Linked DNA regions of Mus musculus: all the other regions are linked to region 3. A link is a loop called in an ENCODE intact Hi-C map of the cell type or tissue named here. Cell type or tissue: left cerebral cortex. All regions are shown on one strand. Each heading gives the region's core, and the rest is flanking DNA. Links, peaks and the distances in the headings are about the cores only. Region 1 overlaps Arl15 (ADP-ribosylation factor-like 15). Region 2 has its middle 65 kb from the start of Fst. Region 3 overlaps Arl15 (ADP-ribosylation factor-like 15).

Evidence for each region. Peaks named below come from ENCODE experiments on the same cell type or tissue, not always from the same donor. Only the 100,000 strongest peaks of a DNase experiment are listed, where the experiment ranks them.
Region 1: it touches region 3 in a loop (9-fold over the local background); 3 of 42 quality-filtered maps call a loop at or near these places.
Region 2: it touches region 3 in a loop (4-fold over the local background); 2 of 42 quality-filtered maps call a loop at or near these places.

What each region holds. Positions count from the first base shown.
Region 1 is chr13:114,133,180-114,143,706 of GRCm38, forward strand. The region is part of intron 4 of Arl15 (ADP-ribosylation factor-like 15); the gene reads left to right. The region is part of intron 7 of A430090L17Rik (RIKEN cDNA A430090L17 gene); the gene reads right to left. Among named protein-coding and RNA genes, the nearest start is that of A430090L17Rik, 13 kb to the right of the region's middle. In left cerebral cortex, for the core only: no CTCF peak of the experiment used is centred there; DNase peaks (open chromatin) are centred at 2,560, 4,098, 4,465, 5,265 and 2 more places; H3K4me3 peaks cover 757 bases; H3K27ac peaks cover 1,639 bases.
Region 2 is chr13:114,519,149-114,529,675 of GRCm38, forward strand. No RefSeq gene overlaps it. Among named protein-coding and RNA genes, the nearest start is that of Fst, 65 kb to the left of the region's middle. In left cerebral cortex, for the core only: a CTCF peak has its summit at 4,168 (motif pointing left); a DNase peak (open chromatin) is centred at 4,175.
Region 3 is chr13:114,078,959-114,089,485 of GRCm38, forward strand. The region is part of intron 4 of Arl15 (ADP-ribosylation factor-like 15); the gene reads left to right. Among named protein-coding and RNA genes, the nearest start is that of A430090L17Rik, 67 kb to the right of the region's middle. In left cerebral cortex, for the core only: no CTCF peak of the experiment used is centred there; DNase peaks (open chromatin) are centred at 6,702, 7,539 and 9,757.

The sequences.
Region 1 (10,527 bases), core at 1,709-9,708, 54 kb after region 3:
ATGTAGATATTGTTAAAACTGTTTAGTAATATATGTTAGGCTATAGTTTTCTAGGTCCTTTTTCTATTATGTCCTCATCGTCTATGAATCGTATCAACTCTTGCATGTACTAGAAACTTAGCTTATCGGTAAATCCCACACCCTGGAACCAAACCTGATCCTCCCCACACACGTGCAGCCCACTTCCCAGGGTTTCATCCTGTGCCCTGGCAGCCCAGAAGTCCGTTTGAGCCTGGTTGTCTGCCCAGAGCACAGGGCCTGGTACATAGCGAGGATCTCAGCAGACTGAATAAATAGAGAGAGAGATGTCCTGCCTGTTTGTAAGGATGCCTTGCCTTGCTGGAGCTTGGTGTGACTAGTTCTGTGCTCTACCATCTTTGTCCAAAGAGCAAGGGAAGGACAGAGAAGAGAGGACTACAGTCCTTGCCTCTTCTTCTTAGTAGCTGGTTCAGTGAGCCCTCACTGCGCATCTGGTCCACACGGGCCCTGCTCCAGATGTGGGGTGAGCCAAGAGAGTGAGCGGGCATGGTTTGTGAAATCTCTCTGAGACCCAAAATCTGCCTTCATTCTGGAAAATGCACGTCCCAGTAGGGGGATGGAAAAAGAATCAAAGGAGGTGTAGACATGGGCTGAGTAAGCCATCCGTGCTTGAGGCAAGGGACGTCAAAGAAAGGGGGCAGAAAGAGGTTCCTGAATGGGCCTGTTGGGTAAGTAGCAACTGAGGCACAAAAATTAATCATGGTATACTGGGGAGAATAGCAAGTACTCTGGGACGCTGGGCCCCTGAGTGGTAGGACAGAAGCTTTTGGGCTAGAGATGTTTTCCTTAGTGCTTGCTTCCCAAGTTAGATTGCCAGTCATGGGAGGTCAGAGTCTCTGTCTTTCCTTTATTATTTATTTATTTATTTATTTGCGTCTATTGGAAGTTTCCCTCCAGGGAATGTTGACAATCAGTGGCATTGGAGTTGGGTCTTTAGCAAGACTGTTTCTTGTAGTGTTGACGGAGGATGGGGAAAGTGCCAGCACTGGTCTAAGCACTTTATATACCTGCAGATGAACTCTGGAAAGTAGGTATTATTCTTTTATTTTTAGGTATTATAATAATTATTATTATGCCCTAACTTAGAACCAAAGGCTTAGAGCAGCTAAGGAACATACCCAACATCAAGCATCTAGTAAGCGGTGAAGCGGGAATTGAGTATAGATGACTTGACCTCTGACCCAGTTAACAATGACAGTGGACTGCCACCCGCAGGCAGTCAGGGAGAGGGCCCTAAAACAGAGGACACAGGGTTGATGAAAACAGTTAGATTTGAGGGATTGACTGTACTCCACGTGGCTGGAACATTAGAAGCGCAAGAACTTCGTGAAAGATGGCCACCCTGTTGTATAGTATAGACCTGTGGCTCATCTTTCAAGTCCTTTCCATCATTGATTAACATACCAGATGGTATTTTACTGGATTTTTCCTATGTGTGTTGTCTGTCTTCCACCACTAAAACGTAAGGGCCAGGGGTTTGGATTTATTCGGATTTCTTCCCTGCTGGGTTGTAAGCTTTCTGGAGGGCATCTAGCATTAAATCCAAGTCACCCAGGGGTCCACAACCTTCGAACGATTTCTGGCCTCTTGGCGACTCATGTCATTTATGGGCAGCCACCAATGAACCCAGACCATGTCACAGGAGTTAGGTCCTAGAGTGTCTAGTGTTGCCTGTTGCCTCAGTGATTGTAATGAAGAGGCCCCAAGGTACAGCAGCTTCTGTGGAATACTCTCAGCGACGGCTTGCTGACCTGGGTTGGTTTTTGTTTTGGACATGGAGGCTAGGCCTCCTTCCATTGTTATTAAGATACCTGAAGTCGTGTGCTGTCGTTTCACTTTCTGCTTTTAGAGACAGCTTCATGTAGCGTAGGCTAGCCCTAAGCTCGTTGAAGCTTGCTTTGAAAGCCACCCCTTTCTGCCTCCACCTCTCAAATGCTAGTCTTACAGGCTGGTACAATGAGATGGGCTCTCTTTTGCTGTGTGTAATCATTGCTCTTTGACTGAGACCCACTGCTTTATTGTTGGGACTATTAGCATGTCCCATGCAGACCGACTATGCACTCACCACATCTCATCTCTTGCATTTATAATTTTGATAGAGTCTTTAACCTCGCTAGGCCTCGGAGTCCTTCTGAAATGAGAGTAGCATCTTCTTCATGAATGGACGTGAGGATCCATGCATTTGTATATTGTTTTAAGTCTTAATATATAGCACTGGTGTTTAGGCTTGAGACATTTCCCAATGGACTTCTTAGAAAGGAAGGCGGAAAGGGAATAAAGGCAGACACTAGTTCTCTTATCAAGTTTGGTCAGAGTCCTTCAGCTAACTGGGCTCTAGTGTTGCTACCTTTAGACTTCCTTCACCATCTTGGAAGATGATTTTGGAGTGTTGCTAGAGTTGGTTGTGTGGTGTTAATTAACATGCCCAGTGACCTCTGATATGTAGAAGATAGAACTGGGTAGTTCAGTTAAAATCCCATTTCCCTACAACTCTAAGGAGGAGGTGCAAACTGATCCACAGAAGAGAAGACTCACATCTGACGCAAAGCCATCCCAAGCATCATTCGCTTCAAATAGCAAGGCAATTGATCAACCTGCTAGATTTGCTAAAAGTGCTTTGCTCTAAGATTCATTTTTCCTTTCTGTGATATGTAAGCACCTATTCTTAAAATACATTTCAATTGAGTTTCTTACATTGAAATGCCTCTTTTAAGACTAGAATCATTACTCCACAGTGAGAATTTTGTCAAACACTTTTAAGCCTCTAAAATAGTAGGGCTATCTTAAGACAAGCCTCGGCCGGTGGGTGGGGGTGGGGAGGAGGGCTTGGTGTGCTCTGTTATGTGGTTATGGCCAGCAAAGCTGTGACCATGTACTAGTGCTCGACCCCAGGCAGAGATGCTGCCCTGCTCATGTCTGCCTGGCCCACTGCTTCTTTCTACAAAGACATGCAAATGACTTCATAAGAAAATAGTAACCAAAAATCAAAACAAAAGATCAGGGCATAACACATATCCCTACCCTCCACCCCCGTGTGTGTGTGTGTGTGTGTGTGTGTGTGTGTGTGTGTGTGTATGTTTTACTGGACACTAAACCTAGGGGCCCTGCTTCCTAGGCTCTGCTTTCCCATGGACCCATATTCCTAGCCCAGGAAAGACATTATAATAACACCAACTCTGGAAGGTCCATCGCTGCTCCAGTTGACTTTAGTGCCCTGAATCTGGGGGAAATAAAAAAGCCAAAGAATCATGATCTCTGGTGTTCTTCTCTTTATAGGAAAAGATGGTAGATTTGTCTTCAAAGGAAAATAAAAGCACAATTCTCACAGTTTTTATCCCCATGGGAAATACTGAGTAATCTAATAACAAAATCCCACGTTCAGTGTAGTTTGGGGTCATTTGTTAGTTAGGCACAAAATATTGTTAGACTCGATATCAGACGTAAGCCATAGTGGGGAGAAACTCGACAAACTGAACATCACTGAAATCAGTAGGCATGGTGTTGTATCACTTGGCCAATAAGCAAACGAGAAGATGCTCACTGTCAGTCGTCATCAGAGAAATGCAAGCGCATACCAACGCACACTATGTATTAGCGTGGGTAGGGGTTTAAAAGCCTGACTCTAGATAGTGATGGGACGCACGACAACTGCAACTTGTATGTATTTCTGGTGGGAATTCATAGTGGTGTCACTCTGAACTGAAGAGAATTCATTAAGATCCTAGCATTAAAACGCCATGGAGTAAAGAGACTGTGTAGCCTCCGGCAGGCTGAACCTGACGTCATAAGAAGACCATGCAACACCCTATGAAGAACGATCCCTTTGAGTGATCTTCTCTCAACCTCCCTCCTTGCAAAAGGCAGTCTGACAGATCAGAGGCTGGGGGGGGGTGTCACTTCCTGCTTGAGGACAGAAGAATCCTGAGGGATTTGGAATTGCCTGAAAGGTCTCCCACCTTCCAGAAATGGGCACGCTATTGTGCTTTAAATACTCTTGGTTGCCCTAAAATTTAAATTCCCAAAACGTTTATATAAGATAAAAGCCCATGTTTCTTAACTAAGATGATTTAAAATCATCCACAGATGTTTCTGTCACGAGTAGATACCGTTGTGGAGAGCTATCGGCTATTGCTTTCCCATTGGGGACAACATGCATTTAATGATCTTTCTGCTGTGCTGTGGGTGAGCATCGGGTATGTCTGCCTGTAGGGTGCTTTTTTTTTTTTTTTTCCTTTAATCCCCTTCCTACTCTTTGGTATATTTGAAAATATATTTTTACTTCAGTATGTTTTTTGAGGTATAAGAAGTATGGGCACATGTCTCAAGTCCAGTAGTCTAGAAGCATATAAAGAAATGTTCATAATTTCCTCTCTCTATTTGCTCTGCAAAGTTGCAACCCAAAGTTATGAGTTTGATGCGGTAACCTCTGCACTTTGGTCTGCTCGCCCGGTTTCTCTAACTGTTCACAGAATATGCCAGACTTACAGGTATAAAGTTAGTGAGTTCTTGATCAAAGCCATATTTACATTTAATGGCAAGGAGGAGAAAGTCCCCCTTATTACAGCGGATTGTAGCATGCGTGTTTATTTTGACATGACAGAAGGGAGGGCTTATGTAGTTTGCACTTCAGAATATCATAAAACTCAAAGACCCACCTGCACCCAGAGCCCTCCAAGTCCTGAACCTGGCCAGACTTGATAGGATATGAGAAGTGGATATTTTCTGATGATGTCATGTTTCTTCCTATTTCAAATTTGTGTGTCTAATACAAGTGTAGAAAGGTTTATTAGTTTGGAGACTGGCTCCAGTATCAAGTGTGAGTCATCCTCTATACCAGCGGTTCTCAGCCTCCCTAATGCTGCTGTGACCCTTTAGTACAGTTCTTCATGTTGTGGTGACCCCCCCCCCCAATAAAACTATTTTAATTGCTGCTTCATAGCTATAATTTTGCTACTATTATATATGATAATGTAATATCTGATATGCTGTATATCTGATATGGGACCCCTGTGAAAGGGTGGTTTGACTCCCAAAGGGGTTGGAACCCACAGGTTGAGAATCCGTGCTGCATACCTTTCTCAGAAGGCAATGGTCGCATCCCTTTTCCCACAGTACTCACAAACAGAGCAGTCATCTTGTCTGTGGTGATACCTCCTGTGGGTATTGAGAAGTCTAAAGCAAGATGGGTAACTTTTAAAGAAAGGGGGGAGGGCTGCCTTCTGTGAAAGAGCTTCCATGGCAATGATATTTGAGATATTTCTAGATGTTCCAACCTTCCCAGCTATCTCTGGAATACTGTGTGCAGAGAAAATTTTCCATGTTTATGAGATATCATTAGCCCAAAGACTAAGATTACAGTAAGGAAATATTAAGTCTGTCTGTCTGTCCTTTTCTCCGTGGCCATTCTCTTCAGTCTTCTCCCCACCCCCTACCCCCAAAAGCCAGATACACATGCAGGAAGGTATACACACCCATGCATACCTTTTAATGACTTTGTTCTTAAACTACGAGACCAATAATTCTAGATTCAGTCTGTGAGCAAATGGGCCTTGCTGCAAGGGGTGTCTAAGAAAGACTTTAGTATTCCCATTTCACAGATGTGAAAATAGATGAATGCGGTGTGTACCAACACAGAGAAAAGAGTTCCAAGGCATAGTGGTCACTCAGTAGTTCAGTAAGAAGCAACTCCCCTGCTGGGAAGCCATCCTTCTCGCTAGCCTCACGTGTAAGTAAGTAGGTAACCTGGAAAAATCACTGCATCCTGACATCCAGTTGGTTAATCCTTTCTCTGTCAATCACTTCCGTGCAAGCTGAATAGACTATAAATTCACATTTCTGGAGCCACATGGTCAAAATAGCACTTTATATTCAGTGTGAAATTCTTAAAATGAAACCCAGCTGGCAGATGGGAGGAAACGGAGAGGGGGAATATTGGGTGTGCAAGGGGTTCGTGGTTCTTCCAGAGAGCTCTTCTATGCTTTGTGCAGATATTGGACTATTTTTAAGCATCTATGATGCAGCACAAATGCGTTTCTTTAACCTGGACTGTGTGTCTCATTTGTAAGGCTTCATAAAAGCCGCGAGAAGCAGAAGCAACCCCTCCCTTCCCATTGTCTTGCCTGCAAAGAAATTTTGCTCATTTAGACAACCGCTTTTCACGTCTTTCATAAGTGCTAGGTAATAAGTTGTGTCTTTTGGTGCTTGAAATAATTCCTTGCCTTAGTAACTTAATTTGTTAGAGTGCGAAGAGCTGTCTCAGCTCCAGTCTCTTTCCACCTCTGTGCTCAGTCTCTTCTCAGTCTCTTCTGCTTCATCGGCCATAGCCTTTGCTTCCCTTAGGCTGGGTGGGAAGTGTCCTGAGGATTGCCAGGTCATCAGCCCTGCCCTGACCAAGCAAACCCCAGCCTAAAGCATGATGCTTTCTGTTACTGTTACTTCCTGGGACTCTCAGTTCCCAGCTGAAGGGCACCAGAGAGCAGCGCAGCCTGTGGCCAGGTTGCTGCAAGTCGGCCATCTGTGGCGACGTATAAGAAGTCAGATACAAGTATTCCAGCAGCTGCAAGAGATTTCAGATTTCCCAGATGTTTGATGAAAACCCTTTTTTCATTTAACTGCTAAGAAACGTGCAACTTATGGGTGTTGTCGGTCTGGATGAAAAGCTGCGAGTCAAATAAAAAAGAATGCATTTCTCAAATACAGATTTCTCCAGAGCCGCTTTTTTTTCTCTCTTTCTCTTTTTACGTGAAAGAGTAGATTAAAAGTGGACACCCAGAGTTTGCAAATCTGTTTCGAAAATCCCAAGTCCTTTATGCTTAAATGGGATAAAGACAAGCTTTCAGATAACTCCTCCTTCGAAGATAACATTTGTGAGCACATAGCCTGATGTATCGCTTTGCGTTAACGGAAGTTTCCATCATATTGGTACCCACCATGCGTGCACTTTTAAAAACTGATACTATGTACAAACAGGTATTTTCTTGTACTGGCATTTGACAGGTTAAAATTTCAAGCCATATCATAGAATCATCACTATGCAAATGGAAATGTCAATATGAGAAGCTTTTAAGGAAATGTGGTCATTTTGAAATAATAGAAAGCACTAAAATCCCCTGTTACCTAAAGAATTCTAAGTGTGGAACATGCTGATGCAAACCATTGGTTTAAAACACACACACACAGCAGTTTTCCTCATTGATATGTGGTCTTTATGGTTCTCTTTCTGTTCCTCGGCTCCCCAAAACAGGCATAAGTTCTAGTTAGAAAGTCCCCTTTCAAGGCCAGGCAGTAGTGGTACACAGCTTTAATCCCAGCACTCAAGAGGCAGAGGCAAGCAGATCTCTGTGAGTTCCAGGACAACCAGGGTTACACAGAGAAACCCTGTCTCAAAAACAAAAGAAAGAAAAGAAAAGAAAAGAAAAGAAAAGAAAAGAAAAGAAAAGAAAAGAAAAGAAAAGAGAAGAGAAGAAAAGACTATTTCAGATTCATTCAGGATAATTAAACGTTTACTAAAGCAGTATTCATCTGTGGGACTGTGTGTGTATGTGTGTGTGTGTGTGTGTGTGTGTGTGTGTGTGTGTGTGTGTGTGTGTTTTAATTCCATGTCCTTGGACTTCCCTCCACCAAAGGATTTGAGGTGACAGACACGAGTATTGATTCTGACAGTGGACATGTTTTCGTATAGCACCCTGAACATCAGACTGCCGCGAGTGTTAATGACTTCCCCTCCGAAAAAGCTTTTGATTCAGACACAAGGAGAAGTGTACTTGGCAGTCCTGAGCTGTGAGCACACGGCAGCCCACTGGCCTCCTCTCAACTGATAGCTGAACAGTTAGTCAAGTGTGGGTGCAACTGAGAGTATGGCGCCCTAAGTTCAATCAGTAACGCCCTGGGTTTCTTCCCCAGCATTGGAGAAAATAGAAAAAGAAAAGAATTAGTTAAAATGGGAAGTTATTTTTAATTTAAACATACAAATAATACTAATGTTTTCCATACTGGGTCAAGGGGTTTTCTTCAGGGTTTGACCACGGATGTGAGCTCTGTGTTCTGTTTCTAATACTGTATAGACCGTGGCCATTCTCCTCTTGTGTTGGGCTTTCTGTCCCTTTAAAATAAAACCAAGAGATAAACATGCTCAAAGCAATCTTCTCTTCCAGTCCTTTATCAGTTTTGGAAAATGTCTTTCTGAAGTCTAATTCAATAGTAGTTTGTTTTTAATGCGTTGGCTTCGTTGCGTTCTTTGAATACCTTCCATTTAATTTTTCATAGAAATAGACATTATCTTCTCAAGTTCATATTTCATCTGCTGGCATCACATTAATTAAGCTACTTAGTGATAAGAGCAAGTATGATTGCCGTGAGAGTCATGAAGCAACTTGGGGAGCAGACACGGTAGAAAAACAGTCTGCCAGTCGTGAGCATCTGCCATGGTTGTGCATGGCCTGTCGAAGCCCATTGTGTGGGAGGCTTCAAGCATCGTCTTGTACTGGGACAATGGAGACTCAGCTCACCCTAGATGATTAAGAGGAAGCTAATCAACAAAGCCTTTATTCTAACTGTGTATTGTTTTTAAATTAACCAAACGTTGTCCTTACCTGCGATGGCTTTGTATTTCGCCGTCCCTCTCTTATTAAATTAGTCACGTGGACGATATCAGTGCCGCACTGCCTTCTTTTCTTTCAAGTCGTCTGACTTGACCTACGCAGTATCTACCAGTCCCTTCCATTACTATGTAAGGCTTGTTCAAAGTCATTTCTGTTGTCCGCTAGCCGGAAGCAGTGACTGTGTGGTAGATGGTAGCCGTTTTCTTGCTGTAGGAGTCACCGTCTGGTTTGGCTTGGCTCTCCTGATATATGTTGATTATTCACTTTGAACAAAAGGGGCCAGAGGGTGGGAACCACCGATGGCTCTACTGCTTGCTCCGCGCTGTCTCCTCTTCCAGTACAGACCCTTAATCCCATCACTTCAGTGGAGATCCTGATGGCCCCTGCCACTCCACAAGACCTGAATTACTCCCATGGCCTTTGTTCTTCGAGTTTTGATTAATGATCTCTCAGCCTTAACATTGTTTTGGTTTTGAGGGCTGGAGTGTTCTTTATTGAGGGGAAGGGGCGATCTCCCTGTGGAATTTGTAGCAATAACACTGGTCTGGACCCACTAGAACCCTCTCCCCCATAGCCTTTCCCCCACATCGTGGCAGCCACTACCATCCCTAGATATTACTGGGCCTCCCCTGAGAATTGTGACTACTCCTCTTTCCATGATTGATAATTAGTGGCTTCAACTAACTGTGAGATGATGAGGACCCCAGGCCACACGAACAATTCTGTGGGACATATAGTCTGGGACTTTTTGTACCTTCCTCGCTGGTGTACTCTTTATGTTTGTTGTGTTGATCTCCAGACTTGGCTTTCACGGGCTTTAAATTGAGTTCAATTGGTCCTATGCAGGGTTTGGGCTAAAATTCATCAGGATGGTATATCACTTAGCTTTTCTTGCCCCATGCTACCTGCAAGCCTCCTTCTAAGGTCTTTTTTTTTTTTAAGCTGTCAGGATACAAGGCTCCTGACTGAGTTACCAGCAGGGAAAGAAATTCTGTCCTCAAGGCTGACAACATGGCCCCTTGGTTTCAGAAGCCTATGTTACCTGGGCTCCTCGGTCACATGTGTTGCTCAGAAGTTGGCAAACCTCCTGCCTCCACCCCGACCCTGATTTGCCATGCTTTCCTATTCAACAGTTCCTCCCAGTGTTTCTTTCCATTGTGGCTCCTTGATGTTGCCAGATGACAAACTGCTGACAGGAATACCCCTGGAATACTGCTGGATCTGGACGGTGCCATTGGCACCATCTGCTGGCAGCCGAGCAGCTCGTGGCTTGCCATATTTGTCTCCCGCTTAAGGCCCAAGAATTTGCATCGGCCTCAACATCTGAGTGTTGTCCTGTGAAGCCAGAGTGCTGCCACAGCGCCACAGGCCAATGGTGACCATGTTGGACTCACTATTGCTGCTACTTTCTCATGCCCAGCACCTAACTGGGCACCTTGTCCATTGTGCAAACCAGATAAAGTTGAAAATAGAAGCCACTGTTTTTGAGAAATAGTGTGTGTGTGTGTGTGTGTGTGTGTGTGTGTGTGTGTGTGTGTGTCATAATTCTGTCCCTGTAGATTAACTATGTCTGTTGCCTTATATGTTGCTGAGTCAGAGAATCCTCTGTGTTTGGGGAGCTGAGAGGGGTCCAGTGAACTGCATTAGGGCTGGCAAATTTAGATAAGCAGAGAAAATAGACCCAAAACAGCCAAAGCCTATTCTTCGGGTTGTCTGAGAGCAACTGGCTTGTAGTGTAGAGCTCTGTAATCTAGCAAGCTGAATGTGAGGCATAGCCAGAAATCTGTTATGGTATGCAATCCACTTTTAGGGAAGATCAAAATAAGAAATAGGTCCAGGAATTGCCATTCACCAGTCAGCTAACATCAAATTACACAGAGAGTCTTGT
Region 2 (10,527 bases), core at 1,106-9,105, 440 kb after region 3:
CCAGCTTATATGTTTCGTTTTTAATCAAATTCAATTTGTACTGACCATATACTCATGGGTATGGGGCAACCCACTGCAATTGGCAAGAGATGTAATTGCCTAAAATGCTGTTTTCAGATCAATTCCAGCATTGATTTTGTTTTCAGATCAACTCCAGCACTGATTTTGTTGTTTGTCTTTCACACTTTCTTATTATGTCACAAATACCTCATCCTCTTCCCCCATGGATGAATAATAAAACTTACCTTCATGAATGGGGTGTGGCTTAGAGGTAGAATGCTTACCTAGCATAGCCCAAAGAAAAGAAAACAAGACAAAGCAAAACAATAACAAAACCACCTTTACCTAACACTTTGGGAATCTTCCCAAGCTAAGGAAACAAAAACAAAAACAAGGGGTGGAGAGATGGCTCAGTGGTTAGGGGCATCCTGCTCTTGCAGGGGACCCAGCATTCAGGGGTGGCTTACAACTGCCAGTGATTTCAGTTCCTGAGGACCTCATTTCTTCTGACCTCTGAGGGCACTGGATAGTCATGCAACTTACACACATACACGCCGACAGAACGCTCTGACACACGAAATAAAGATAACCAAATCTTTAAACGGGTGAACTAAAACCCAAAACAAATCCTGATTTCCTGTCTTTGTTCACTTATCCAACCATTTTTATTCCGGCATTAGTATTCCTCATCACACTGCCAAGTTGAACACGGCTAATGTGAAAGGCACATCAAAATCAACATTAGCTGGGACATGGATTGGAGGGAGGGGGAGAAAAACAGAGAAAGACCAGGATAATTGTGTTTATATGTGTACATCTCTCTCTCTCTCTCTCTTTCTCTCTTTCTTTCTCTCCTTACTCTCTTCTTTCTCTCTCTTTCTTTCTTTCTTTCTTTCTTTCTTTCTTTCTTTCTTTCTTTCTCTCTCTCTCTGTCTCTCTCTCTCTTTCTTTCTTTCCTTCCTTTCTTCTTTTTCTTTCTTTTTTTTAAATGCAATATAGAAGAGAGAGCCTTGGTCACTACACAGTGTAGAGAGCCTACTGCACTCATGCCATTAGGCCTCTTCAGGAGGAAAGCACACCTAGCTTGAAATTGTATGGCTTGTTCCTTTCTTTTGTTCAAACCCAGACATCTTTCTATAAGGTCTCCTTTATAAGTATGCACTCATCTATAAAAAAAAAAAAAAGCAAACAAAGGAAAGTGGTATATTTGCAATTAAGTCCTTAATAGGTGACATCTTTCAAGACAGATGCAAAGTCTCCATTTTTTAAATTTCACCTTGGACTTTCCATTATGGATAGAGCATAATTTATTTCTCCTGTTAATGGATATTTTATCTCTCCTCCCATTATAAGCTGTGATGGTCAACTGAGATAGTCAACTTTAACAGAATGAGGAGTCACCTAAAGGGACAAGCTTTGGACATGCCTGTGAAGGATTATTTAAGTTATACTAATTAGATGATAGAATATGGTCAGTACCATCCTGTGGGCTGGTCCAAGACTGCCCCCCCCAAAAGAACCAATTGCCAGCATTCATGTCTCTCTGCTTACTAACTGCAGACCCAAGCACCAGGTACGTCAAGTCTCTGCAGCCAGGACTTCTCTACTATGATGAATTATGCTCTCAAACTGTTATTCTTTCTCCTTCCTTCCTTCCTTCCTTCCTTCCTTCCTTCCTTCCTTCCTTCCTTCCTTCCTTCCTTTCTTCCTTCCTTCCCTCCCTCCCTCCCTCCCTCCCTTCTATCCTTTTTTCTTCCATCCTTTTTTTCTTCCTTCCATTGCTTTGGTCAAGCCTTTTGCCACAGTAATGTGAGAAGTAACTAATACATAAATGACGTCTTATCGAGACTCCTATTTTTATGTACCTTGTGAGATTTTTATCCCCATGTGGGTTCTTTAAATGGAATAGGCAGGACTGGGAGTGTAGCTTCTCAGTGAAGGGCATGATTGGGAGGTACAACTTGAAAGCATATGCAACACACACACACACAGAGGATTACTGCATTAAATAGTTTGCACATTTTGTGTTTTGATGGGTATTGTCAAAATGAATCAATCTCTTTAAATATGTTTTTACTTTCTCAAGACTTAATATTTAAATAAGCACTTAAATAATGACACATGAGGGTTACAACTCATTCCATTATTGCTTCAGTCTGCATTCTCTTAATATATGGGATAAATGATGTGTGTGTGTGTGTGTATAACACGCACATGTATTTTGTCCAGCTTTGAAATTTTTTTCAAGTGATAGAAGCTCTTTCAAGTAGCTTGCTGTGTTGGGAGAGCAAGCTTTTAGCAATCACTGCCATTGTGCAGATGCAATGTTCCATGTTGGCATCTCAGGGTTGTGGAACAGAAAGTCTCCAGCCTGTTGTGGGAGGAAATATAGGCTTGCAAAGAAAATATGTGCAATAATAAGCTATGACAACTGTCTACTTAACAACATTGTCTTATCTGCACTTGCTTATCAGTCATCACAGAGAAAGTCTCATGGAATTTCATCTCTAATAGAAAATCCACACCACATTGAAAGTTGCTCCCTCTCCCTCTCTCTCTGCATTTTTTCAAGACAAGGCTTTCCCATGTAAGAGCCATGGCTGTTCTGGAACTTGCTTGGTAGACCACACTGGCCTCATTCATGTTTTCTTTTTAAGCCTATTGTCTTGTCCGTAAATGTGACGTTCTACATCTTTCAGTGGAAACTGTTGCTTATATGATGGCTCTAAAGGTTAATTAGTAGTTCAATATTGTTGTTTTACTATCTCTCTGATGGGTTCGCTCAACTAGAGCCAGAGGCCTTGCCAGGTTCCATGACTGCCCGCTGAATATATGCAAGCAGCTGTACCCAGACAGATGCACGGATCTCACAACCACAGCTAGAGCAAGCCGCATCACGAGGAAAGCCCAGACGGGGTATGAATGGGATGCTGCCTACTTGAAAACACTGTAGCTGAAGGTTCACCATGTTCCTGACGTCTGTTGGCCAGTTAAATCAAAGACGCTATTTAACATCTCAGTGTTCATTGCATACACCAGCTAGATTTTGCTGAAAGGACTCAGATATAGCTGTCTCTTGTGAGGCTGTGCCAGGGCCTAGCAAACACAGAAGTGGATGCTCACAGCCAGCTATTGGATGGAACAAAGGGCCCCCAATGGATGAGCTAGAGAAAGTACCCAAGGAGCTAAAGGGGTCTGCAACCCTATAGGTGGAACAACAATATGAACTAACCAGTACCCCCAGAGCTGTGTCTCTAGCTGCATATGTAGCAGAAGATGGCCTAGTTGACCATCAATGGGAAGAGTGGCCCTTTGGTATTGCAAACTTTATATGCCTCAGTACAGGGGAATGCTAGGGCCAAGAAGTGGGAGTGGGTGGGTAGGGGAGTCGGGGGTAGGGTATAGCGGAATTTTGGGATAGCATTTGAAATGTAAATGAAGAAAATACTTAATAAAATATATTAAAAAAAATCTCAGTGCTGTAGTTTATTAAGAGGAACTAGAGAGACCAGACTGTGCTAGCGAGACAGGACATGCCCTGTTTCTGTGAAGGACTGAGGTTTGTGTATCTTTTAAATGATAAAACTCAACTTACTTGAAAAGAAAAGAAAAACCCAGTGATAATTGATTCTCCAAGCAGAAGGAGGGGAGAGATTTGGATTTACTGAGGAGTTCCCCATGAACGTATGTGGGTAGAAAAGTAGATAGTCTCTTTTCCTTTAACACAGAGTTCCGGTGAGAAAGGACTGGGAGAGATAAATATGCCGGGTGGGATTATCAATCAGCTCAGAACAAAGTTACACAAGGCTTCTCCCTCCTGACTGCTTCTCAACTGGAGGGGAGGATGTCAGAAACGTGACAAGCCACACAATACTAGTTTGTAAAGGATGTGATATCAGTCAGTGGTAATATTTCCTATAAAAATATCAATGTCACCCAAGGGCTTCTAGTTTCACTTACCCAACCTATTTCTAAGCCATTCTCTAGTTAGAAGAGAACTATTCTGGTACCTGTGTTTGCATAACAAACACTTATTCCCCCTACCCCCTTTTCTGGTTTACATAGTAGCAATGCACATTTTAGGCTCACTACAACCCCAAAGAGATCTCTATGACACCACCACTGAGCGTTGCAAGGTAGGCACTTATACAAGAAAGATAAACTATGACCGCCATCTTGTGGTGGGATTCAGTTACCAGGCTAGAGGGAGTGTGAAGTGGTGGGAGTGGGGGATGGGCCTGGAAGGCGTTCAGAAATTCTCCCCCCAAATGAAGCCTCACTTGAGGATTTCATAGGGGATCACTGAGAAAAAGAAGCCCTCAGATGCAAAATTTGTCACCTGACAGGAGGGCTCTACTACCTGGGCCTGTGTAGGAAGTCTTCCTTTGATTGGATGTGTTTTTTACGATGTGGAGAATCTGGGGCAATCATGAGGGGGTATTTGCTGTTCTTTATCTCCTTGCTTCCAGAACCTCTAGCTTAGGGAGGTATTTTTTCTCACATTCTCCAGAGTTCAAAGAGTTTATGGGACAACAGAAACCTAATATTTGTTCTCGTCTTTCCATTATATACCACACCAGAACACACTTTTTTTTTCTTCACACAACAGTTAATTAGATTTCCCGGAAGCGGAAGAGCCATTTGCTTTTCGATGGCTTTACTATCAGTCTGCAAACCCAGAACCTTTCCAATGGTTTAATACAACCCAGTCCTACTGACTTAAATTAAAGGAATGTCTTCAAAGCAGAAATAACACTGATAAAAGAAGCTGTGACATGTCTGGGGTAGCACCCACTCCAAAGCGATGACATTTAGTGAACTGAAGAAGACGTGGTAGTGAAGGGTTTTTTTTTTTTTTCCTTTTTTTTTTTGAAATATTTATAACAGAATTTACTTTTTCTTGGCAGAATAACAGAAACAACAACAACATAGGAAACCATGTGGCCATTTTTCACATTGCAAAGAATCCCTGCAGATGCCTGTCTAGTTGTTCTTGGATGACTTCAGGGCACAGACATTGCATTCATCTTTGCAAGTCCTCCACCAAGGCCAAATGGCTTTTGTTGATCCCAGGAATAGATGAGGCATGTCTTGTTTTCCAACGAGTACAGATTTGTCTGTAATGCCTGTAACAGAGCGTGCTCAGGGACACCTCTGGCTGAATGCTCTCTTGTTGACTGTGCCTATAACTTCGCAAGATTACAGAAGCTGAAATATACATTTCTAGTATCCAGACCAGAAGATGATCAGATCAAAAATGATGCAGCAGAGCCTAGTACAGCACACGACACACAGTGGGCGTTGATTTGATGCATCAAGGCACAGGGTCTGTTAAATCCAAACCTGGGGTGGACTGAAATCCTTGAATGAGTGCATACAGTGCCCTTCTTAAACCTGGCTCTGTGGCCATTGGGTTAGATAATTCTCTGTCTTGGGGAGTTGTCCAGTGAATTTCCGGGTGCTTAGCAGCCCCCCTTGCCTCTTCTCATTAGATGCCAGTGGTAGGTGCCCCAGTTGTGAAAATCAAAACACTGACAAGTGTTCCCAGGGATACAATTTGCAAAACACATGAAACTGAAGAAGAACGAAGACCAAAGTGTGGACACTTTGCCCCTTCTTAGAATTGGAAACAATCACCCATGGAAGGAGTTACAGAGACAAAGTTTGGAGCTGAGACAAAAGGATGGACCATCCAGAGACTGCCATATCCAGGTATCCATCCCATAATCAGCCTCCAAACGACGACACCATTGCATACACTAGCAAGAGTTTGCTGAAAGGACCCTGATATAGCTGTCTCTTGTGAGACTAGGCCAGGGCCTAGCAAACACATAAGTGGATGCTCACATTCAGCTATTGGATAGATCACAGGGTCCCCAGTGGAGGAGCTAGAGAAAGTATCCAAGGAGCTAAAGAGATCTGCAACCCTGTAGGTGGAACAACATTATGAACTAACCAGTACCCCGGAGCTCTTGACTCTAGCTGCATATGTATCAAAAGATGGCCTAGTTGGCCATCACTGGAAAGAGAGGCCCATTGGACATGCAAACTTTATATGCCCCAGTACAGGGGAACGCCAGAGCCAAAAAGTGGGAATGGGTGGGTAGGGGAGTGGGGAGGAGGGTATGGGGGACCTTTGGGATAGCATTGGAAATGTAATTGAGGAAAATACATAAAAATATTTAAAAAAATATAAACAAAACAAAACAAAAAACCCCACAAAAACTGTGTTTCCTTACAAATCATTTCAGAATCTTAGTCTGATGGTGGGGATGAGGTCTGTTCTCTCACAGTAGTTGAGTCAGCAATAGAGAACTATGAAATATGATATTAACACGATGGGGCTGCTCTTCTTACCAACATTAGCTCTCTTGCTCACCGTGTTCTCCGGGAAGACTGACCATAAACATTTTAGACAGAAAGCTGAGAACAAAGAATGAGCTATTAGTCTGGAAAATAGTTTCTTTGTGTTTTAAAGAAAAGGACAGTTGCCTGAGAGACATGCAGTTACTTGTAAAAAGCAGGTGTGTCCGGGAGCCTGTGTAGTGTAACGGGGTAAAAATAACAAAACAAGTAGGAAATTAATGCTGGCTTGGCTACTGACCTCCTAGAACCCACAGGAAAACTCTTCTCTGGCCAATAACAAGGGTGCTGTCCTAAGTTCCTTCTGCTCTTAGGGGACGAAGAAAGTGATAGTCTGCTTATGTAATGAACAGAATATTGTTACTTAATTTTTTTTATTTTTATTTTTTACAGACCATCAGCTGGCATTTGAACCTGTACAGTGGAAGAACCAGGGAAGTGGAGATTTAGAATAAAGAAAGGTAAGATGAGATTTGGGGATGCCAGGGTTTTAAACAAGGGTGAAGAGCTGGTGTAGAAGAAAACCAGAAATTCAAGATAGAGTGACCCAGAAGCCATGTAGCACTCTCTCCCTCCCTCCTTCCCTCCCTCTTCCCTCCCTATTCCCCCTCCCTCCCTCCTCTCTCTTCTTCTTTTGATCTCTTTCTCAGAGAGAGAGAGAGAGAGAGAATGTAGCTGTAGCTTGGTGGCCAGGTATCATAGCTGGCCTGCTAGCCAACTTCTCTGTAGTTCTTCAGGGAGCAGGAAGGTTTTCCTGAGAATACGGTCTCATCAAATCTGAAAACCACCTTCACAGGTGGCTGCAGACGGAGGGCTTTCTTGGATGGATATTGGAACCTTCCTCCAAGCCTGCGATGGATTCAGCTGCATTACCTGATTGCGCAGACACACATGTCAAAACAGTCTATAAATATTGTGTCTTGTAGAAACCTATGCTGTGATTCATTGACCATAGAAGTGAAGTGGCATGAAAATTCTGATATTCAATAGCACAGCAACCAGGGCAGGGCGAGTCTGGTTGCATTATGAGGGCAAGCCTTGTTGTATTATGAATGTTTGAAGGTTTGAGCCATTCTGGGTTTGGGAAAAGAGCAAATTCAGTTCCCGGAGCATGCTTATCCCCCTGCTTTAAAAATACCGTGTGCATTTGAAAGGAAATTCAATCCACGTGTTTTCCTTAATTTTACTTAAATCATCAAAATATTATTTCTTAAGACTTGTTTGATGTCTAAGAAGGACTTAAACTTTTTGAATAACTTAGAAAAGATACATCTTTCCCTTCTTTAAATCAGGAAACCACTTCTTAAAGATTTTAAATGGGTTTGAACACAAATGGGAATTCAGAATTGGAATCCTGACCCTATAAGATTAGGGAACGTTTAAGAACTGCCAAAAACAGACTCTTTCATCCCTCCGGCCCCCAAAGCAGTCAACTCAGATACTGTGTCGTCACTGGAAATACTGGAGGCTGGTTTAACCAAATCCACCCACCTCTTACCCAGTTGGATAGCCTCAGCGAGCCCCTCCCCCCAACCCCAGCATCCCCTCCCTCCACTGGCTGGCACTCAAGCAACTCACCAGGTTTTCTGCCATTTCCCACTTGTTCCCTCCTCTTGCTTTGTGTTGTGTCTACCCCACCCCCACCCCAGGCTTTCACTGCGCAGTCGGATCTCAGCGTTCGCATGTAGCTGTCACCCTCCCTCTGTCCAGTCAAGTGTGTATGTTGACGCCTTTGGCTGTTTATTAAAGTACTTACCGAGTCTTCACTGGACCCTTTCCCTTTCCACTACAGAAACTTTACTGGTTATTAAAACCCATATAGATCCTTTAGACTGCATTTGAGGGCTCTCTGATCTTTCTGACCCCAAGTACCCTCTCATACTTTCCAGTCACAGCTGGCCAGAGGTGGAGCTGTCTTCAGAATGGCTTGGCGACTAAGTGAAACAAGGCAGAAGGGTCCAGATGTGATACCTTTCATCCGCTTCTGTGTCCTCATTGGCAGGCGGCTCCTCTCACCTCTATGATTCTTGCTGCCCCAGGGATCTTTGCTTAGAGCTGGGACTCGTCTTTCTGAACTTGTGCGCGACCTTAGGTTGTTGTATACATGTCGTGTGAACAAATGTCTCCAGGTAGGGAACCAATGACAGATCAAAGTATGGATACCATTAAGGTCCAACTTGGCAAACCAGGTTAGTGGGGTTACTTATAGGAACGGGGATGGGGGGGCGGGGGGAAGGGCTTCTTACAGGAGCAGAAATGGCTCCAAGACAGCTTAATCACCAAAAGTTCACCCCGGCACGCATGACAGCTCACAACAGTTGAAAACCTAGAACACACTGCACAACCTACAGGCAAGGCAGCTTAACAGGTTGGAGAGTTTCCTTTCCAGGTACCTCAGCTGTTCTGAGTCTCTTCTAAGCAGCTGAGCTTGTCTGAGAGTGTTCTGTCAGTCCTTATTGCTTTTACATACTTGGGCAGGAAACTGGGGGACCTAGTGACTCTCAGCTTCAAGGACTTCCTGTATGCCTGCATTGGTTGCTTCCTAAGCTTAAATAGCTTCTCTGCAGAAAATATAATATTTTACTTCCCCACAGAATGCCCCGCATCCTTAGCAAGCTTCTTTATGGGATGGAATGTTTCGCCTCTGCTGTAACATCTTCCTGCTTTACTTTCTAACATCCCACTTCTTTAATGAGCTTCCTTCCCTACCAAATGGAAGATTTTTTTAATCTCAGAGGAGACTGCTACACAACAGTACACCCTCCCACACCCACACTTCATGGGGTTTTGTGTCTTTCTGGCTTAGTTGGTCTGGAGACATAGACCCACTGAGGTGGTTTTCCCAAAGCATTCCCTGGACCACTCGGTCAGCATTACTGATGATCTGAACCGTGATCGCTTAGGTTCCACCCCAGATCTGCAGATTCAGAAACCCTCAGAGGGAGACTCAGAGTCCTGTGTCTTAGCTAAGAAGCCCCCGGGTGATTTAAACGCAGGGTCAAACCTGAGAAGCGGTACCACAAAATAAACAAACTGCAGGTTTTGCTTGCATCCTCTCAAAATTAAACCACGAAAGATACTGACATTCTAAACATATTGACATTGAAGACAAATTTCCAATCTCATGCAAAGAATCAAAGTGCTTTCAAAAGTTCATTAGGAGTTTTTTTTCTTTTTTCTTTTATTAGTTATTTTCTTTATTTGCATTTCAAATGTTATCCCCTTTCCTAGCTTCCCCTCCTAAAACTTCCTACCCCTTACCCCTCCCCCCTGCTCACCAACTCACCCATTTCCTGGCCCTGGAATTCCCCTATACTGGAGCATTGAGCCTTCACAGGACCGAGGGCCTCTCCTCCCATTGATGTCTGACTAGGCCATCCTATGCTACATATGCAGCTGGAGCCATGGGTCCCTCCACGTGTTTTCTTTGGTTGGTGGTTTGGTCCCAGGGAGCTCTGGAGATAGTGGTTAGTTCATATTGTTGTTCATTAGGAGGTTTTAAGATATAAAAAGAACGTAATTCTTATTGATTGCCATGGAAGGTTAAATAGTTGCACGTGGATTGACGATATACTTGGAGTGAATTTCTTCTGCTTACAACCATTGTCATTAAAATCCTCTGTTAGAGCTTTGAGCTCTCCTCCAAAGATGAGGGTTACTACAGAATCAAAAGTAGATGTTAATGAAAAAAAAAAAAAACAAAACCAAATGACTCGAGACTGTGCACATACTCTGAAAAAGGAAATTTAACTTACCACTTTAAACTGGTATAAGTAGTTTCCTTTCTTTCTTCAACTTTCTTTTGGACATCAAATTCTGTGCATCACAATGTACAGATTCCAGTGTTGAGGTGAGCCTTAGCCCTGTAACTTGTTTTCCATGTTTCCAAAAGAGGTTCTTGTGGTCAGGAATGAATCAGACAAAGTCCCTGGCAATGGCAGACTAGACCTTGGGGTGAACCAGTAGTTAAACTGAACCAATACGATGGTGCTTATGTGTGTGACTCTACGCGTCCCTTAAGCAGTGGTTCTCAACCTGTGGATTGCCTAAAACCACCGGAAAACACAGAGACTTACATTACAACTCAGAGTAGTAGCAAAATGAACACATGAAGTAGCAACAACAAAAACAAATGGTTGAGGGTTACCACAACATGAGGAAATA
Region 3 (10,527 bases), core at 1,781-9,780:
GGGCAGGCAGGGACATCAGCAGTCCAGAATCATCCTTGGTTAGATAGCGAAGTTTGAGATTTGAGGACAGGCTGGGATACAGGCCACCCTGCCTTGGGGATTGGAGGGTAGGGATCTGCAATCAGAGTTGTAAATTGGAGGAGGACATGCTTTCTGACTTCTGTGGTTACAAGCGATTAGTATGATGAGACCCAAAGACTAGTCACAGTGGGGGTCAGTTCTCAGTCACACGGGAACATTCCTACCAGCGAGCATCAGGGACTGAGGCATCTCTGCATCCTTGAATCTGGAGACCTGGGACTGGGGGTTGATCTTGAGAACATGGGTCCATTTATATTATGCATGCTACGTTCGTGTGTGTTTGAAAATGCCATGATAAAGAGCAGGTGTGATGTATACCTGTGTTCATAGCCCCATTCATCACAACAACTGAAATGTGCAAACTGGATGGTGGCGTCATCCGGACTAGAGATACGGTCACACCCTCACTGTAGCTCCCAGGCAGCTGTGCACAAGAAAGATGACAAGAAACCAAAACCAAGACCAGATCCTCAATCGCTTCTGGCATCTCTGGACAGAGCAAAGGACATTCCTGGTTTCTGACAAGAATCAAGGTCCCTGGCCCTAAGACAGCCTGCCTAGTTTCTGGCCTCCTGTTTCTATCATTCCCCCTTATCTAGGAATACATATAGAGAAATCAGAGTGGGGACTACCAGAGGCTGAGAGTGAGGGAAATGGAGAATTCTGTTTAAGAATGTTGTTTCGTAAGGTGGAAAGGCCAGGAAGGTGGGGCATGTTGGTGGTGGTATAACATTTAAGTGTACAATAATCAAGCACAGTTGATGTAGACAGTTGCATGGGCTAACACTGGTTTCTGCAGTGTTGGGAGCACTCCTAAAGTTGTCCAGGTAACGTTTGTATTCCAGCCATTCTCCGTAAGGAGATGAGCTAAACTTCATGTTCTGTTCTTGGGAAATCCCTTACATTGGAAGCAGAACAGACCTCGAGTGGGCCCTGCTGTCAATGGAGCTGGATTCTACACGGGCAAAGGAAAGTTGCTGGGCAGTCCCCGTAATTAAAGGAAGTAGCGTAGCCTAGCTACAAACCCAGTTTCTTCCCAGTTCTGGGTCTTGAAGAGATCATGAGAATGATTTTGGCCACAAAGAAGCAAGTTACAAAGTCAGAATTCAAGTTGAGATAAGCAAATTTACCATAGAGTAATGCAATCTTTAAAATAAAATAAAATAAAATAAAAAATTTACTGTTGATTTAACAGTGATTTAAAAAAAAAAAACACATAGCCCCCACCCAAAAAAATTGGTTAAAGAATACATTTGTCAGGAAATTGGAAAAGGCCAATTAGCCACTGGTAGCTATGTGGGTAATTACACACACACACACACACAAATAAATAAATAAATAAATAAGTAAATGGAAGTAATTCAGCAACATTTTTTAAGTTAGTTTATTAATATTTATTATTATAATATAATATTAGTATGTGTGTGCACATCTACATGCATGCACGTATTCAGGACTGCATGTATATGCACACATGCATGAGCCAGGAGAGGGAGGGCCTTGGATCCCCAGAGCTGGAGTTCCAGCATACTGGGATCTGCCTGACTTGGGTGTTGGGAATGGAGCTGCAGTCTTGTGGGAGAGCAGCATGTGCTCCTAGCTACAGCGTTATCTCCTACTCTGACTCTCTTACAACGAGGAAGCTGATACAGAGGTGATATAGCATTAGTTCCTCAGACAGGGAAAGGGGGGAAAGCCACGTCACGGCGTCAACCGTGTGCACCTGAAGGCCTCCAGAGAGACTTTCGTCACTATCATTATTCTTGTGCACCGTAGATTTAATTGAATTGAACTGAAGGGCATCTCTTAAGAATATAGTGTCCATAATGTTCAAAATAGAGTTTCTGTAGTGAGGGAGAGAAAGGTGGGGGGGGGGGGAGCAAGGGAGAGCAAGAAAGGGTAAAAGGGAAAGGCCCAGAATCCACGCACATCAAGTAAGATCACACCAAGAACAATTGTTCATGCTGTGAGAAACTCAACTCCACATGTGGAACAGCTGGAGAGAGGCCAGGGGAAAAAACGGAGAAGGCCCAGGCTGTGAGGCCCTTTTTTTTTCAGTTTTTATGGCAAAGATGGAGATTCTTTAAATGCAGTGTTCCAATGTCTTTTCTTGCTATCATTTCTCTAAATACGTGAGTGAGTGTTTGTGGGCCGCTAGGACCAAATATTTGGGAGCTGGGAGAGAACTGGGTGGGGGTGGACTTGGGGTGATGCACAGCCATGAGAAAGGCCAGTGGTTACATCCTACAGACAATGGAAGGAACTGGTCCTAGAAGCTGTTCTCTGGGGCGTCATCCTGAGCCTGGTAGAGGCTGCCTAAGGTTACCTAATGGCTTTCTTCCGTCTCTTCTTTGTGAATCACCCACCCTACCCTTCGGCAGTACATGTTTCAGTCACTGCTGAATGCAGATATCTCATTAGACCGGGAATTAAGGGCTATTAAAAATGGTTTGCTGCTGGTCCCAGATTAAAGACAGCAGACCAATTTACCATTACAGTTGCCCTGGTCCAAAATAAAATGCAAATTGTGAAGATGGAGCAGTTAGAGGAAGGCAGGGTGAACTAGAGCACACCTCCCCTGACGCGGTCTTCAAAGAGAAAGACCGTTTGCTGAGATGGCACAAGTTAAGCGGCCTCCCGTAACCTGCTGCAGAGATAGAATTCCCCAACTGAAGACAGAGAGACTCTCCTCAGCCCGGACGTGCGTTCAGGGTGCAGAGCTAAGTCCTCTTAAGTCTTTGGAGGTCCAAAAGCATTGACTCCGTTAATGATCTTGAAGACAATTTATTTTTTAAATTATATATTTGTTTTATGTTATATATTTTCTCTGTGTATGTCTCTCTGTCTCTCTGCCCATCTGTCTGTCCCTGTCTTTTTCTCACACACACACACACACACACACACACACACACACACACACAAATAAATAACCTCAAAAAACCCTGAACCTAGCAATCCCCTAGCAACTGTGAGTTTAGCTCTTAGAATCATCTCTCTCAGGAAGTGTCCCATTGTCCTCTATTTATGATGAACATGGTATCATGCATTGCACCGAGACAGCAAGACCCACTGATCCTGTAACTGGGAAGACAGTTACATTGTATATCTGGAATGATTACAGGTTATTAAGTCTTTCATTTGTGATAACTTAGCCATGCTTCCCAGAAATACTAAAACATGAGGTCATCTTTTCAGGAACCCGATTCTTGTCTCCCCGCCCGCCACACACACACACACCGTACATTAATTGAACAAAGTAATGGGTTTCTCGTGACTTTTCCATACTCGTACCTGATATACATTGATCATTTTACACTCTTGTACTCCCACACACACATACCACACCACACCACACACACACACACACACACACCACCACCACCACCACCCCCAGTCTCTTTCTAGATCTAGACTCCATCTATGAGAGAAAATGTGATATGTGTCTTTGTTAGTCTGTCTCATTTTGCTCGATGTGGCCTCCTGCCATCCCCATTCCCATGGCTTCTTTATGGCTGACGTCTCGGTTGTGTGAATCTAGCCTTTCTCTGGTTCCCCGTCAGTGAGCACAGAAGCAGGTGCCGTGCCTTGACTGTTGTGCTGGGATAAACGTGACCTATGCAGCCATCTCTGCTGAATATTGATCTCTTCCGGTATAAAGCAGGGAGAGATGAGCTGCCCTGGGTTCTAAGTTTAGGTTTGGGGGGGACCAGGAGATTCGGTTCTTGAGCTTGTTTCCCCCGCTGTACAACACAGTCATCCTTCAAACATGACTCTCATGTACTCAGCGTCTAAAACAGTTGGCCGTTACAAACTGGATGTTTTGTCCCAAGGAAATTAAAATGGGCCAATAAAACATCTGAACGTGTCAAGCTCAAGCAGCATTGAAAAAATGTAAGACTTGATGGTTTTCCCTCGGCGGCCGCAGTGGCCTGGGTTCCTGTTGTTCTTTCCTTGCTTGTTTGCCTGAGTCCTGAAACCTGTCCGTTTTTATGCCTCAAATGCCTTCCTTATTCGTACAAGAAAAATCCAGGCCATTTATCTGTCTGTGGAAAATGCTTCATGGTTTCTCCCAAGGATTCTTAGGGCTACTATATTCAGTGTCACTCAAGGCATTAGAAACGGAAGACCTCAGCAGAGTGAGCGTTTTCAACCCCTACTGGTAGACTCCTTCTAGAGGCCTGACAAGTGTCCAGAAAGAGTCAGACACTGGGCTCTCACTCTTAAGGACAGGCTAGCCTCGAACTCATAGAGCTCTGCCTGTCTCTGCCTCCGCAGTGCTGGGACGAAAGGCGTGCGTTTGGCTCAGCTGTCACTCTTGTCACTGCTACTTTCGTCTCATTTTTCACTAGGACAGTTAACCAGAAAAACCATGATGGACAGAAAAGTGTCTAATCTCACACACACAGACCAGGATACAGTTTCTTCTCCTTGAAGATTCTTTTCTGACGTGATGACGTCACCGGTTGATGGACGAGCAATTGAGGTCTATAGTTTTTAGTTTTGATTGTCAGTTTGACAGGACCTAGAATCACCCAGGAGGCCAATCTCTGCTGTGTCATCGGTGAGGGAGCTTCTAGGATAGGTTCATTGAAGTGGGAAGAGTGACCCTAGCTGTGAGCAGCACTGTCCCATGGGCTGTGGTTCACGACTGAGTGGAAAGGAGAAACTGAACTGGCCACCTGTATTTATCTTGTCTCCTTACTGTGGGTGGCAGGGTGACCAGTTGTCAAACACTCCTGCCTCTGTGACTTCCCTGACCTGGACCCTTGGACCTTCAACCAGAATAAACCAGAATAAACCTCCCCTTTCTGGAGTCACTTTTTTATCAGATGTTTTGTCACAAGGAGAAAAGAAACTGGCCTGTCTAAACCACACCATTTCCATAAGTGGGTTTACCCAGCCACTTATTCCCCACATCCAAGGGTGCAGGGCCATTCTAGGAAGGTCCTTCAGTATGCTTGAGAACTTTGATAACATGTTTGCTTTTCCTTAAACACATCTTTGTTCTAGGAGAAAAGATTCACTGCTATAATCTAAACCCACCACTGATGCATGCTCTCTCTGTCTGTCTCTCTGTCTGTCTCTCGTCTCTCTGTCTCTCTCTCTTTCACATACACACACACACACACACGTCAAATTCTTACTGTGTGTATGCCCGTACTTTATTTAGTAAAGTTGAGGCACCTGATCTGGATAACTTCTTAGTATCTCTCTACCCAGCGCCTCTTTCATTTAACTATAAATTTCTTCTAAAGAGTACAAAGCAACCATGCTTATATTCTAGGTAGTCATAGTATAGCACTTAAAACTGTGACTTAAAATTAGGTCTTCAGCTTCGAAAAGCCTCTGCTTGAAGCATCTATTAGCCAGCAGTGAGTTGTATGAATCCTTTCCTCGTCTGTGAAGTAACGAGAGCACAGTGATGCGAATATCATAAAGAGGAGCAAACGTTAACTGAGTTCTTCCTGTGCTCCTGGCAACGCACAAATGCTCCCTGGAAGAGTGACTGGGTATTATTGTTCAAGCTACCAAGAAACAGAGAAATAGAAAATAGACAGGATGTGGGGGGAGGGGGGAGCTTTGGTACAATTACAAAATGGCAGTGGGGACGATAAACAGGGAAGGGGCGGTGGTGCACACCTGCAGTCCTAGCACTCGGCAGATGGGGGAAAGACCAGGAGCTCGAGGTCACTCTTGGCGGCATAGAGCGCTTGAGGCCAGCCTGGGATACATAAGACAGGTGGGGGTGGCTCGGGGGAAAGAAAAAGTAAGATCAACTTAGAGGATGGCTCAATTAATAAAACAATTGCTACATAGGTGTGAGAACCTGAGTTCAGATCCTACAAACCTGCATTAAAAAGTCAGTCATGTTCATGTAGGCCTGTAATGCTAGCCTTGGAGAAGCAGAAGCATGGATCCCTGGTTCTCAGTGGCCAGCTAAGCTAGCCTTGCCTCATCAGTTAGCTCCATGTTTAAGAAAGGTCCTGTCTCAAGAAAAAGAAAGTTGGAAAGTTCTAGGGGACCCCCTGCCATCCATCTCTGGCCATTTACACATCTCCCTTCCTTGCCCCCACCCCCACCCCCCAACACACACACACACACACACACACACACACACACACTACAGCCATTTAGGTATTGTTTCTTTTAATCCAGATTTCGGGCAGTAAAACCAATTGAGTCCAAAGAAATAAACTGTTAAGTCAAAACAACAGTTGAAAGAAGCAAGGATCGGTACTTTAAATTGTGCCAAAGAAGCGAAGTTGCCAGATAGGTTCTGAAGGATTCTCTTTCTCGGGAGACTTCTGTGGATTTTGAGCGCTTATCCTTCCCATAGGAAGCGCTGTTGGTATCATGGTGAAGGGAAGTGTCAGAATCAGGCCACCCCAGGACTCCCCCCTCTCCCCAGTGCTGCATCAGGACCAAGTAGGTCCCTGCTAAAGACAGACATTGAAGGAGGTACAGGCTAGGAGCAGGAACGCTTGCAGAGGCTGGAGGAAATGATCAGCTGCAAAAGGCAGAGTTAGTAACGGAGGATGTTTTCTTCTCGTGTTGACATCAGTGTCGCCCACCTCTAGATGTGCTATTCTGAAAACCTGACTTAGAACAAGCAGTGCTCAAGAAATGGCAAGAGCCCCACAGTAAAATTCAGTCTCCTGACTCACGCGCTAGACGAACCTTAATGTGGCCATGCCTGGGTGGTTCTGGGAATTAGTATTCCACCCCTACAAATCTAAACCACTTGCTACTTGGACAGCACCTTGTGTTTTACAAAACACTTCACTTAGGCGAGTTTAGACACATTGTTATAAAGACACTTTCTTATCCCCTTTCTGGGCAAGGAGCTAGATCTTGGGTGGTTGTGGACGGGAATTTCATAGCTTTCTATATGGGGGGGGGGGCTTTCTCTATATAGAATTAGCATGTTTGAAATGTTCAAAGAATCCTGGACTTTAACATTCTTCTTGCCTCAGAGTTTTCGTTCAGTTGCTGTGACAAGTGAATTAGGGGGTCAAGGGGGGAGCAAAAACAGTTTCAGCTAAGGCAGGACCATCTGCTGACCAGTCAGCCTTCCACCCTCAGCCGGGGCATTAAGACTCATGTTCTCATTGCAAACCTAATAGCTGTCTTGGCTGAGGTATCGTCTCACACATACAGATCCCAGAACCTTAAATATACGTGAAAATATATGACTGCCGTGTGATTTTTCTTTTTAAAAAAAAAAAAATGCAAATTCACCTGCAAGCCTTCCTGAATTTGTAATAAACTCTGAGCCTTAGACATGCTCACTGGAGATATAGATCACTTGTAGGATTCAGTCACAACACTATCACCACCCCCACTCCACCCCACCCCAAGTTTCTTTTGCCACTTTCCTTTTTTACACTGAAGTGTTGGGAAACAGGTAGCCCAGGTGACCCGGTCCCTTTGTTGACATAGAGTCTGGGAAACAGCACCCCCCCACCCCCACCCCCCAGATAAAGATAGTCAGTGCTCTGGATGGTCGGTGGCTCGGTCCGCCTATTCTGAGTAGAGTGACTCAGACATTCCACTTAAGTGGCATACTTTGTATCTTTCATCTTAAGAGTATAAATACTTCTTAAAAGTCCACGTGGAGACAGAGGAAGAAAATGAGCAAAGGGAGGGTGGGGAGTGAGGGGGCCCTGCCCAAGGTCACACTGGGCACGGATGGAAGCAGGGCATAGAACCTGATTCTCCTGGCTGGAATTCATTGTTCTCAGGCCTTCCTTCCAGTGACTCGATAAGGCGTTTTCGTCTCTAATTTCATCATCAAAGAGCCTGGGTCTGAAATTCTTATATTTTATGATAGCATCTTCCAAAATATGATCTCCTCTATCATTGGGGTCAATCAATCAGGTTAGTTTATTTTGGCAAAGTTCTGTGGACTTAGGTTCTGAGATTATATTGATCTATAATTCCATAAAAACTGAGACGGGGTATTCATGACACAGAGTTGATGGGAATGTTTTCCAGTTAAGCAATAATTAACCTTACAGATGAAGCTATTGGTGCCTATCATCTCTAAATAGGGCAAACCACTACGTGTAGGAGACAGCTAAACTGAATTAATAATACAAACGAAGCAGTAGTTGGTTTTGGTTCAGGTGCTTATATAATGAATTTATCAGTATTTATTTTGTTAATCTATCAATAATAAAATTTTGATTTGTTGCATATATAATAAAAGATGTATTTACTACCATGGGCAGGCGGATGCTCTCTTTACTCATTTCCTCCATGTGGACATGTTTACAAAGTATTTAGACCACTAAAGATGAAAGATACAAAGTATCTTTTTTACACCCCTCTCCAGCCACCATGGGACCCAAAGGCTCCAGGAGAGACTTTTAAAGTGTGAAGTTAATTTCTGTTAGAGTCCATCATCTTCTTTGAGTTCATCATCCATCTAAACAATTGACCTAAGAGCTCTGGCAATAAGTAACACTTTCATGCTGTTGCTTCACCTGGCATCCTCTTTCCTGTATGCATGGCTTTCTTTCTGAATACCAATGTTGCTGGACCACCATCCTCGCCTGCAGCCCAACACCAGAAGAGTCTTGAGTGGCTGTGTTATTGTTGCTGTTCTTGCTTTTGTCCCATTTGTCCAGTTCCATTGGCAATGGCACTTCCATGCATCAAGCAATGTCTTGGACCAGTCATCCTGTCTGCTGCCTTGGACTGCCCAGCTAGCCTTGTTGCCGCCACATTTTCCCAAGCCTTTTTCCCCCTCCTACTGGAAACCTGCTCTTAGCAGTTGCCTTCTTCAAATTGTGCAGTGGCTCCTCATGTCCCAAAGTATAAAAGTTCACATTTTTTGGCACAGCGCGAGCGGCCCTCCCTCTGTGACCTGCCCCTGCCCTCCTCCTGTGTTCTATTTCTGCTACCTTAGCCCAGGACATAGGACAAGAAGAGTGCTCAACTCCTGGTCTGTGAGGAATGGTGGAATAAAGCAGTCTGCTTCTTTCCTGCATATATGATCACACACAGTCTAAGTCCGGGACACTGACTCTTCGGTGTGGTAGTAGGTAAGCCTTCTTGACAGAAAGGTGTGGCCTTTTAGTATGCTTTTTACCATTTTTATTATTTGAGCTCCACAGCCAGACAACCTATACAGAGCCAGGGATTCTGGCCAAACAGCTGGACTGATGTTCCTAGACCTATCAGCAGCCGTGGGCAGGGCAGGTCAACATGTTCCATTCCCCACCCACCTGCAGGCCCTGTGGCTGCTTGTGTCTCAGCTGGCTTAAGTCCTTTCCCAGCGGGGTCATGTAGACACTTTCCCTTCCATTCTTTTCGTTTTCAAACTCTTTCTCAATAAGACACTCAGTGTTGCCACACCCGTGAGCATAGATGCTCCTGGCCTCTTTTAGAGAGTGAAGCTGTTCAGATGAGAAAGAATAGAATTAGACACCGGGGGCATTTCACAGCCCTGAGAGTGCTGTGTCTTGGGGTGGCCTGTGTGATGGGCGAATGCAGCACCAACCAAGGATTTGGGTGTCCCTGAAAGCTGGGATCATCATGAAATCATCAGGAATATAATGGAACAAGGAGAAACTCTCAGCAGGGGCTTTGTTTGCAGCCAGCTCTCTCTGAATGCATGGTCAGACTATGAAAAGAGCCCTGCCCAGCAATGGGCACTTCACCACATTGAGTTCCAGGTGGCTGGGACTTGGGGTGTCTCTGGTGACTCACTGGAAGCTGCTAGTGGATCTCTCAGGCTAGCTTTCTCTCTGCCTCGTTCCTTGTTTTTACTTGGGAACTGGTGTGGAGCAAAGATTAAACAGTACTGGGCTTGTAGACAGAAGAAAGGGGATTGCATTTACTATTGTGACGATTGTTTTTATTTCTCTCTGTAGCCCTGGCTGTCTCGGAACTTGCTTCGTAGACCAGGCTGGCCTCAAACACAGAGATCCATCTGCCTCTACCTCTCCAGTGCAGGGATTAAAGGTGTGTGCCACCACCATCTGGCCAAAAGGATTCTATATGTAGGCTGGATCGGAGATTATTGGTGACCTCCCAGCACTCCCAGTGTCTGCTTTTGAGTAGTTCCTTCGTGACCTCTGAGATCCACAAGCAGGTGACCTCCCATACTGCTGATGTTATCACTTGTGGCTGGATATCTTTCCAGGTAGAAGGAAAAGGGAAGAAGGTTTCACCTCCTTTTAGTAAAGAAGCTGGAAGGTCAGGCTGGAGAGATGGCTCAGTGGTTAAGAGCACTAACTGCTTTTCCAGAGGTCCTGAGTTCAAATCCCAGCAACTACATGGTGGCTCACAAATATCTGTAAGGGGATCCCATGCCCTCTTCTGGTGTGTCTGAAGACAATGACAGTGTACTCATATAAATAAAATAAATCTTAAAAAAAAAAAAAAAAAGAAGAAGAAGCAGCAGCTAGAAGGTGTTGGTGGGTGGGTGTTTGTTGTTTT